Regions from separate parts of the Homo sapiens genome. Here all the other regions are linked to region 1. The links are chromatin contacts, found by Hi-C or POLR2A ChIA-PET in ENCODE. All regions are on one chromosome and are shown on one strand. The core of a region is the stretch at or near the end of the contact, and the rest is flanking DNA. Distances in the headings are between cores, read along the strand shown.

The links. Hi-C counts contacts between places; a loop is a spot of excess contacts on that map. ChIA-PET counts read pairs that join two places held with the same protein, here RNA polymerase II (POLR2A). Pooled maps may share reads with other maps.
Region 2: a loop to region 1 is called in a map of mammary epithelial cell, with 4 times the contacts of the local background. The contact joins the enhancer-like site here to the promoter of LINC01182 in region 1. A Hi-C loop is called at or near these places in 2 of 168 maps with a recorded cell type or tissue (PC-3 and mammary epithelial cell) and 2 of 50 pooled maps.
Region 3: a map of PC-3 shows a loop between it and region 1 (6-fold over the local background). The contact joins the enhancer-like site here to the promoter of LINC01182 in region 1. A Hi-C loop is called at or near these places in 4 of 168 maps with a recorded cell type or tissue (IMR-90, PC-3, endothelial cell of hepatic sinusoid and 1 more), 14 of 37 single-sample maps with no recorded cell type and 10 of 50 pooled maps. POLR2A ChIA-PET finds 5 or more read pairs at or near these places in 2 of 52 experiments (PC-9 and activated CD4-positive, alpha-beta T cell).

The regions. Positions count from the first base shown.
Region 1 is chr4:13,653,711-13,656,651 of GRCh38, reverse strand. LINC01182 (long intergenic non-protein coding RNA 1182) reads right to left here and starts at 1,473. Exons shown (of 4, transcript NR_121681.1): 1 at 1,301-1,473. RefSeq lists an enhancer at 1,899-1,948.
Region 2 is chr4:14,288,358-14,291,298 of GRCh38, reverse strand. No RefSeq gene overlaps it. Among named protein-coding and RNA genes, the nearest start is that of LINC01085, 180 kb to the right of the region's middle. Within about 2 kb of position 1,463, at least 2 of the 41 ENCODE cell types and tissues checked have a DNase peak (open chromatin) inside an H3K27ac peak, as active enhancers do; they include PC-3 and mammary epithelial cell, where a contact is called at or near this core.
Region 3 is chr4:14,179,820-14,182,760 of GRCh38, reverse strand. The region is part of intron 1 of LOC124900670 (a long non-coding RNA gene); the gene reads right to left. Among named protein-coding and RNA genes, the nearest start is that of LINC01085, 69 kb to the right of the region's middle. Within about 2 kb of position 1,485, at least 5 of the 41 ENCODE cell types and tissues checked have a DNase peak (open chromatin) inside an H3K27ac peak, as active enhancers do; they include PC-3, PC-9 and endothelial cell of umbilical vein, where a contact is called at or near this core.

The DNA.
Region 1 (2,941 bases), core at 224-2,723:
AATAGCAGCAAAGATGCAAAAAAAAAAAAAAAAATTCCATGGTCATATAAAAACCCTCAGCCTATTCCGAGGGTTTGCAAAGGATTCACTATGTGCAGGCAGCTGAATTTTATGGAATGCATTTTCCTATCCTAAGTTACCTTCAAAGGTCATAAAAAATGATCTTAGGACATTATTACAATGATGATGCTTTCCACTGGGCATGTTGTTATTTGTTTCTTGAACAGGAAATATATTAGCGTAACTTTTAAATTAAAATGATATAAAAGTTATAATTGAAAAGTCTTGTTTCTGACTGCCTTACGTATACCTAGCTACTTTTATTAGCTTTTCATATAAATATAAGTAAATGTGACTAATGTAGTCTTCTTTTTTTCCTTCTTACACAATAATTAGCTGTTTGACACTCTTCCGGATATTGTTTTTGTCACTTAACAACATAACTTGGTGATCCTCCCAGAGCCGAAAAGCTCTCCCAGATATGTTTCAGGGCAGCGTAACCTTCCTTGTTCTTCCTTCACTGAGCATGTTATATGTGGAAAGAACACATCCCCACTTGGGGAAACCAGATAAATTGTTTAAATTATTGCAAATGTGAATGATTTTAATGTAGAAATAACCTTTTTCATTCCACATTAATCACAAATACTGTTCACAACCCTTCGTAATAAACTTGTCTCCTGCTTATTTTTTTTTTTCTGGTATTCCTTGTGATTAGAATCTCTCGCCTTGGTATCCGCTGTGTTCAAGAGCAGAACAGAGCTTTGAACTTTACAGGCTAGTGCTCAGAATTAAAAGTGCTTAATGCCACCAAGATTTCTATTAAAAAACCCAGGGTAAAGGAAAAAGCCTTTTGCTTCAGCTGAAATGTTCTTGTAAAGGGCAAAATGGAAAATACAAACACCACTGCCGTTTGCTGGTTGGATACCACAGCCATCGGCACCTCCTGGAAATGGCAAGCCCATGAGTTCCTGATGGAAGCCAAGGTTAGTCTTATTGCATTTGAGAGAGTTAGAAAAGTGTCTTTCAGTGTGGACAGAGAGCCAGCAAGATTGTGAAGGTCAAAGAAAAATCCAATTATCCATAGCAAACACTGACCATACAATTAAATTACACCAGTCAGGAAAGCATCTGATCTTCTGCAACGGACTTCTTCCAGCAAATTTACCCTTGAATCAGTCTGGGCCATTCATTGGCAGCCAGCTGATCAGTTTCCTTCTGCTGCCCTGCATCCTGCAACATGTCTGTAGCAGATGTATCACTGCCCACCTACATCCCCTTGGCCCACCCCAGAGGTCACCTGCAGCTGCAGTGGTCAACTCCCAAGCACGCAGACATCTCAGCATCAAGAACCTGCTTCTCTCTGCCCAAGGGCTTTTTCTGGCCATAGAAGTATCCCCTGCACAGTCCAGATATGCAGGCTGGACAGAAGTTCCAGGGAGCTACCATTCCCAAGAGCAAGCCTCAAGCAATGCCTGGGAGATAAACACCCAGCTCCCTTGCTTGCCCCTTGCCTTGCTGGGGCAATGCCAAAGTGTGTGGTGCCCATACTCTCAGAGGGACACCAGTGCGACTGAGCCCCAGGTGGGACCTACTCATTAACATGCTGTTTATTGGCTTTTCTCTCTTCCCTACTGTCTCATCATTTTTCTGGGATTGACTCCTGTGAGAGCCTTGATCCAGTCAAGAGACAGAAACTACACAGTAAGTTCAACAGGACAAGTGTAACACAGAGTCATTAACTACAATGAAGAGTATAGATATAAGGAAACTCTACAAAGCAACCTAGAGCTACGAGGGAGAACTTAGGAAAAGACGAACTTGAGAAGGATTCAGACCTCTTGGGAAACGGTGAGGTTCAGCCCACGAGACAGCAGAGAAGTTAGCTGCTTTGGCTAGGCTGGAGCCGGCCTGGAATTGCTGGGAACCTCCAGGTGCAGCCAGCCTCCGTTGTGCACGCAGGGGGCGCCAATCAGCAACTGATGGTGAGGGATGGAGCCCGGGAGCTGGCGGGGGCTGCAGGAGGCTGCAGAAGGAGCGGAGCGGCTACTCAACGCCTGACCCTGCCAGCTAAGTGCAGCTGCACACAGGCCGAGCAGAAGCTTGCAAAGGGAGGCTGAGTCCCGGACCCAAGTGTAGCAAGCAGGGAAAGGGAGGGTAGGGCACCGGTAAGGGCAGGAGCCCTTCGGAGGCTCACTCTGTGCTGGGGAGCTCTGCTTTCCATGTCAAGAAGCCTGCACAAAAATTATCACCAAGCCGGGGCTGCAAAGTCACAGAAGGACCAGTTCCACCCGCTGTCCTCGTCCACCCACACTACTGAGCCGCGGTCCCCGCACAACCGGCGGAAACCCTCCTCCAGCTGCGGTGTCCTCCGGCGCCCTCTACTGAGGAAGCCTAGCATCGCGCGCACTTAAAGGAGACGGGCTCAAAGGCACGCCTTCGTTAGTCCCAGAGCATAAATTAATAAAGGGTCCATTCAGAGCTGAGAGGCACAAAAAAAAATTTTTTAAAAAGATAAATACACCTCCAAAGTCCCACTTGCACTCAAACCCTTGTCTCAGGATCTGCTTTTGAAAGAACCCAAATCACGACAATGTCAGACAGAGATGTGATTTTTGTTGACAAAAAGAGTCAGACTCTAAAATATTTAAAGAGATTTATTCTGAGCCAAATATGAGTCACTAATGGCCCATGACATAACCTTCAGGAGATCCTGAGAACATGACCCCAAGGTGATTGGGGCGTCACCTAGATGTATACATTTTAGGGAGACGTGAGACTTCAATTAAATACATTTAAGACATACATTGTTTCAGTCCAGAAAAGGGAAAGTGGGGAGGTCTGCTTCCAGTTGTAGGTAGATTTAAAATTTGTCTGATTTGTCAATTGGTTGAAAGAGTTACTATCTCTAGAAAGAAATGTCTCGGTTACAATAAGAAGT
Region 2 (2,941 bases), core at 214-2,713, 630 kb before region 1:
TAGATGACAAAAAGGATCCTTACAGACTTAAAAAAAAACAGCATAAGTGAAGGTATTAATGCATACTGACAAATTGGTTTGTAACAGATTATTTTACATTCTCACAAGTCATGGATAGGACTATTTCAATACACATCTTCAGTGTGTCTGTTGATTTTCTTCAAAATGCCACTTTGACAATAAATATTACATTTTTATTGTTATTTAATTCACAATTATTTGATTGCCAGTGAGGCTGAAGTATTTTTATATGTCTATGAATCATTTGTATTTGTGTCTCTCCAGTCTTTGTCCATATACATTGTCCACTTATTAACCTGTGTATTAGTAGTTTTAATAATGTTTTAAATATATGATTATGAAGGTACTATGTGTTTGTTAATAATTTTATAAAACAAATAAATAAATGGGCAATAAAATTGTCTCTAAACTCACCACATGAAGAAGACAACTGTTAAAATGCCAGCTCCATATTTTTTCAGTTTTATACCACAAACAAATGGACACATTAACTCACAGACAATTATTGGCAAAACCAGAATACCCTCTATAAAAGTTAATCTTATATTTTCACTTAATCTCAGGGTTTCAGCATTTCTCCCATTATTAAATATTTTGTTAAAGCACAGTATTAAATATTGAATAATATATATGTCTTCATGAGTGTGCCATTACATAGTTAATTAAATCACCTTATCGTATGTTTGCATTTTCCACCCTCTCACTGTCATGAATATCCTGGTGCCCAGAAGTTTAAGTGCAAAGAAATGTAAGACAAAATTTCTCCTCTCCCAAAGTCAACACAGCTATTTATATAGCATTCGAAGATGAAAATCATATTTAGAGACAATAACGGAAGATAAGTTACAAAGCAAAGTTTGAAGTAGACTATACTTGGATCATTCAAACAACAGAAGGAGACTTCTTGATTCTGCATGTGTTCTCCCTAGGATTATTGTTTTTCTCACTTTTTCCACTAAAGAACATTTCTCCTCATCTCAAAACTAATTGGTCTTCCTGCCTCAGGATTCTCTCCTCTACAAAATGTCCCCCTTCATCATGAGACATCTGATCTTAAAAATATTTTGCTTTTGTAAGATGCATTTGTATAAAATGCATTCACTCTTAAACAATCTCCCTTTTAAAAAATACCTCCTATACCTTATCATTTATTGGTATTGGATAAACCAATACCAGGCTAGGCTTTCTTCCTTCTCATGGAATGTATTACCACCTAACATAACATGATATGAATGCTGTTTTTGCTACTATATTATGTTTATTTTCTACCAGATTCCCAGCTACCACAGGTTAGAGAAGTAGTTTATTTGATGAATCATTAAATTTCCAAAACCCGAAACTATCCCTAACACAGAACAAATTGCTTAAAAATATATTACTCACCTTTAGTTTCCTTTTTATTTCAATTGTGTCTTTGCCAGGTTTTGGTATCAGGGTGATGCTGGATTCTTAGAATGATTTATAAATGAGTCTCCCCTTCTGAATTTTTTTGAAATAGTTTCAGTAGAATTGGTACTAATTCTTCTTTGAACATGTCTGGTAGAATTCAGCTGTGATCCATCCAGTCCTGGGCTTCTTTTGGTTGGTAAGATTTTTATTACTGATTCAATTTAAGAACTAGATATTGGTCTGTTTTGGGTTTCAGTTTCTTCCTGATTCAATCTTGGGAGGTAGTGTGTTTACAGGAATTTATCCATTTTCCCTATATTTTGTAGTTTGTGTGCATAGAAGTGTTCATAATAGTCTCAGAGAATCTTATGCACTTCTGTGGGATCACTTGTAATGTCATCTTTCTTATTTCTGGTTATGCTTATTTGGATCTTCTCTCTTTTTTTCTTTGTTAATCTTACTAGTGGTCTACCAATGCTGATAATCCTTTCAAAGAAACACTTTTGGTTTTGCTGATTCTTTGTATAGATTTTTGGATCTCAATTTTGTTCAGTTCTGCTCTGATTTTAGTTATTTACTTTCTTCTGCTAACTTTGGGGTTAGTTTGCTCTTATTTTTCCAGTTCTGCTAGGTGTAATGTTAGATTATTGATTTGTGATCATTTTAACTTTTTGTGGTAGCTATTTCACACTTTAAACTTTCCTCTTAACACTGGTTTGGCTGCATCCCAGCGATTTTGGTATGTTGTGTCTCTACATCCTGATGAACATAGACACAAAAATTCTTAATGAAATACCAGCAAACCAAATCCAGCAGTACATCAAAAAGTTAACTCACCATGACCAAATAGGCTTTATTTCTAGGATGTATGGTGGCAGGTGGGGGGGGGGGGGGGGCAGGGAGTTCAACATACACAAATCAAATCAATAAATGTGATTCAACACATAAACTGAATTAAAAACAAAAATCATGTGATCATCTCAATAGATGGAAAACATTATTCAATAAAATCCAAGATCCCTTCGTGATAAAAACCTTCAATAAAATAGGCATCAAAGGCACATAGTTCAAACTAAATAAGAGTCATTTATGACAAACCCACAGCCAATATCATACTGAATGGGAAAAAGCTTGAACCATTCCCTTGGAGAACTGAAACAAGATAAGGATGCCTACTCTCACCACTCCTATACAAAATAGTACTGGAAATCCTAGCCAAAGCAATCAGGCAAGAGAAAAAATAACAAGCATCCAAATAAGAAAAGAAGAATTCAAACTCTCTCTTCAGGGATGATATGCCTAAAAAACCCTGAAGACTACAAAATGATCCTTGAACTAATAAACAACTTTAGTAAAGTTTCAGGATGCAAACAAATGTACAAAAATCAGAAGCATATCTATACACCAATAATGTTCAAGCTGAGAACCACATCAAGAATTCAATCTCATTTACAATAGCCACAAAAAATAAAATACCTAGAAATATATCTAACCAAAGAGGTGAAAGATATCTACAAGTAGAATTATAAAA
Region 3 (2,941 bases), core at 236-2,735, 530 kb before region 1:
TACTCCTTTTACACTGTGGCTAAGTTCCCTGCTGCATGGGTTGTGTTCTGGTGCCTAAGACATTGCCTAGAAAATGGCAGGCACTCAACAAACATTTGTCAAGTGGACTATGTACAGCACCCACACCAGCTTTATCCTCCCTTTGTTGTCACTAGCTCTCTCACTGGAACATCTGGTCAACGCTGCTCACCTGTTCACATTTGCTCTGTTTCTGCATCAATCTTAAACAGATAAAGAAAAGTTTCTAAATCTCAGCCAAATCAGCTGATAAGGGCTGGATATTTCTTCGCACAAAAATGAAGATTTCCCTGTCACAGAAAAGGACTCTAGAAACCGTAAAACCCCAGAACTGTAGTGTTTCAAATTCATTTCCCTGTGGGACACTCAAAACAAGACTCATGCTTCCTCTCTGGTTTTCCTTTCCAAAGAGGCACACCGCGTGCTGTGAAGTGCTCTTCTACATGACAAACACAAAAATAATTGACATCAACTGGGCCTGAGTTTGCATTCTGGCTCTTCACTTGGGGCTTACGAATGTGAGCAAAGAAATCAAATTTTTAGAATGTTTTTCCCATCTGTACATTTTCTGATTGTGTCTAGTCTATACGGCTGCTGTGAGAATTTTTTTTTTTTTTTCTTGAGACATAGTGGAGTCTCACTCTGTCTCCAGGCTGGAGTGCAGTGGTGCGATCTCAGCTCACCACAACCTCCGCCGACCAGATTCAAGCGATTCTCCTGCCTCAGTCTCTGAGTAGCTGGGACTACAGGCATGTGCCACCACGCCCAGCTAATTTTTGTATTTTTAGTAGAGACAGGGTTTCACCATGTTGGCCAGGATGGTCTCGATCTCTTAACCTTTTGATCCGCCTGCCTCGGACTCCCAAAGTGCTGAGATTACAGGCATGAGCCACCATGCCCAGCCTGCTGTGAAGATTTAACGTGCAGATTAATGCAAAGTACATAGCACAGTGCCTGGCACATGAGATGTGAGGATAAAGAATGATCTACTAGCTATTATTATTGCCTAATAACAACCTTTAGTTTCTGTCTACACAATATTTTTTGCTTCTCAAACAAAACAAAACAAAAATTTCTAGTGCTAACATTATTCTAAATGCTCCCTGAGTTGTATACACTTTTTGGATTCTGCATTAGAATGGCTCCCCTTGCCGGGTCTCTTTTGCTAGTTGAGTTGGTTCTCTCACTTCATGCCCCTCTTTTGGTTTCTGACTCATACAGAGTCAGCAAAACACTCAAATCCTATGATTCTCACGTCCCCATACCTTGCACTGTCTGCCAGTCTTGGAAGCTGCGTTCTCCATATTTACATAGTGATTTGTCACTCTCTCTATTAAAAAGTTCCCTTTTATCTGAATTAACAGCGTAATTGTCCCAGCTCACCACTTCCAAAGTAACTCCAATAAATAGAAACCACAACATTTGGAAATCACCTCCAGCCCCCACTGTGCAAGCCTTACCCGGAAATCTCCGGCAGCTGCATGTTTTCCTAATGACCTTCAGTTGCTCAGAGAATGTATAATTCATTCCCTACCTATCTTCACTAATCCCACTTTCCTAAAATAAATATTAACTCAACTTATCTGCTAAAACAAGCCCAAATCAAGTCTCTTATCAAATGAACTCAGAGGCAGAACAGAAAGGTGAGAGTCTGGTCAATAGGAAATTGCCTTCATTGGAAAGGCAGGGCTAAAACTCCCTTTGGCCTTCAGTTTTATTCAATCTAGTTCAGCAAACCTTTATTGAATACTCTATATGCAGGCACCAACAGTTCCATAGAGGACAGAAAATTGGATTCAAAGTTAGGAGGCCTGATATCAAAAGAATTGGATTCAAACTCTATCTTTACTCTTGACCAATTGTGAACATCAGGAAAGTCACTCTGAGGCTCAGTTGAGCTGTGATAATAACATCATTACTATTACCAGAATCCCTCAACACCCTCACTGCCTCCCTAATAGACATAGCTTTTAGTAAACACTCTCTGAATTTGCCAATGATAAGAGAGTGAGTGTCTTGTGGAATATGAAAAAAATTGACATCTTCATGCATGGATGGATCATGAGAGTGGATGTTGAAATGATTCTACCTCAATTCAAAGGAGAAAGTTGTTTGTTTTATTTCATGAAAATGTATAAGTGTCATTGACCATTGGAATATCTTTCATAATCCAATTTTATTTTAGCCCACTTCAGTCCTAGTACTCTAACAACCCACTTGCTTGCTGCTAGCACATAAAACTGGAAGATCATGCCAAGAAATGTGACCTGAACCTCAAATTCAGAGGCTTATGCTCCCACGGAACCAATCTGGTGATGTTGCCTTTTTGTTTGAGCTTCCTTCTGCCTTAGGCCAACTGGATCATCCTGGCACCAGGGATGCTATGTTGAGCCATAAATACCTGACCCATTTTCTAGCAGCAACAGGCAAGGGGAGAACCAAGATGACATAGATGACACATGGGGAATGGTTCCAGTTTTGTCCTGCTAAACCACAACTACAAAGGTAATTTTAAAATGTTCTATGAGAAAAGGGCATGCGGGATTCCCTGTGTTGAGCTTCATCCCAGTGAATTACACTGTCTGAACAGATAATAAATATTTTCAGATAAACAAAAGGAGTGGGAATAGCAAGCAGAATACTAGGAAAGCTTTAAGACAACTGCTGATTGACCTGTACCTTCAACCTGGCTACTCAATATTGTTCCCAATGTGTGGATTCCCCTTGTATCACCCTACCTAATAAAATTCTCTCCTGTTTCCTCCACAGGGAGGTGATGAACAACTTAGCAAATGTTTGTGAAAGGGCAAGGTAGATTGTCAAATCCTGAAAATGCCAGCTATCAGTGGCATTCTTAGCAACTGGGATAGATGCTATAAGGGGTAGAAGATAAAAATCTCATGACCCCCAGCTCTGTATGAGT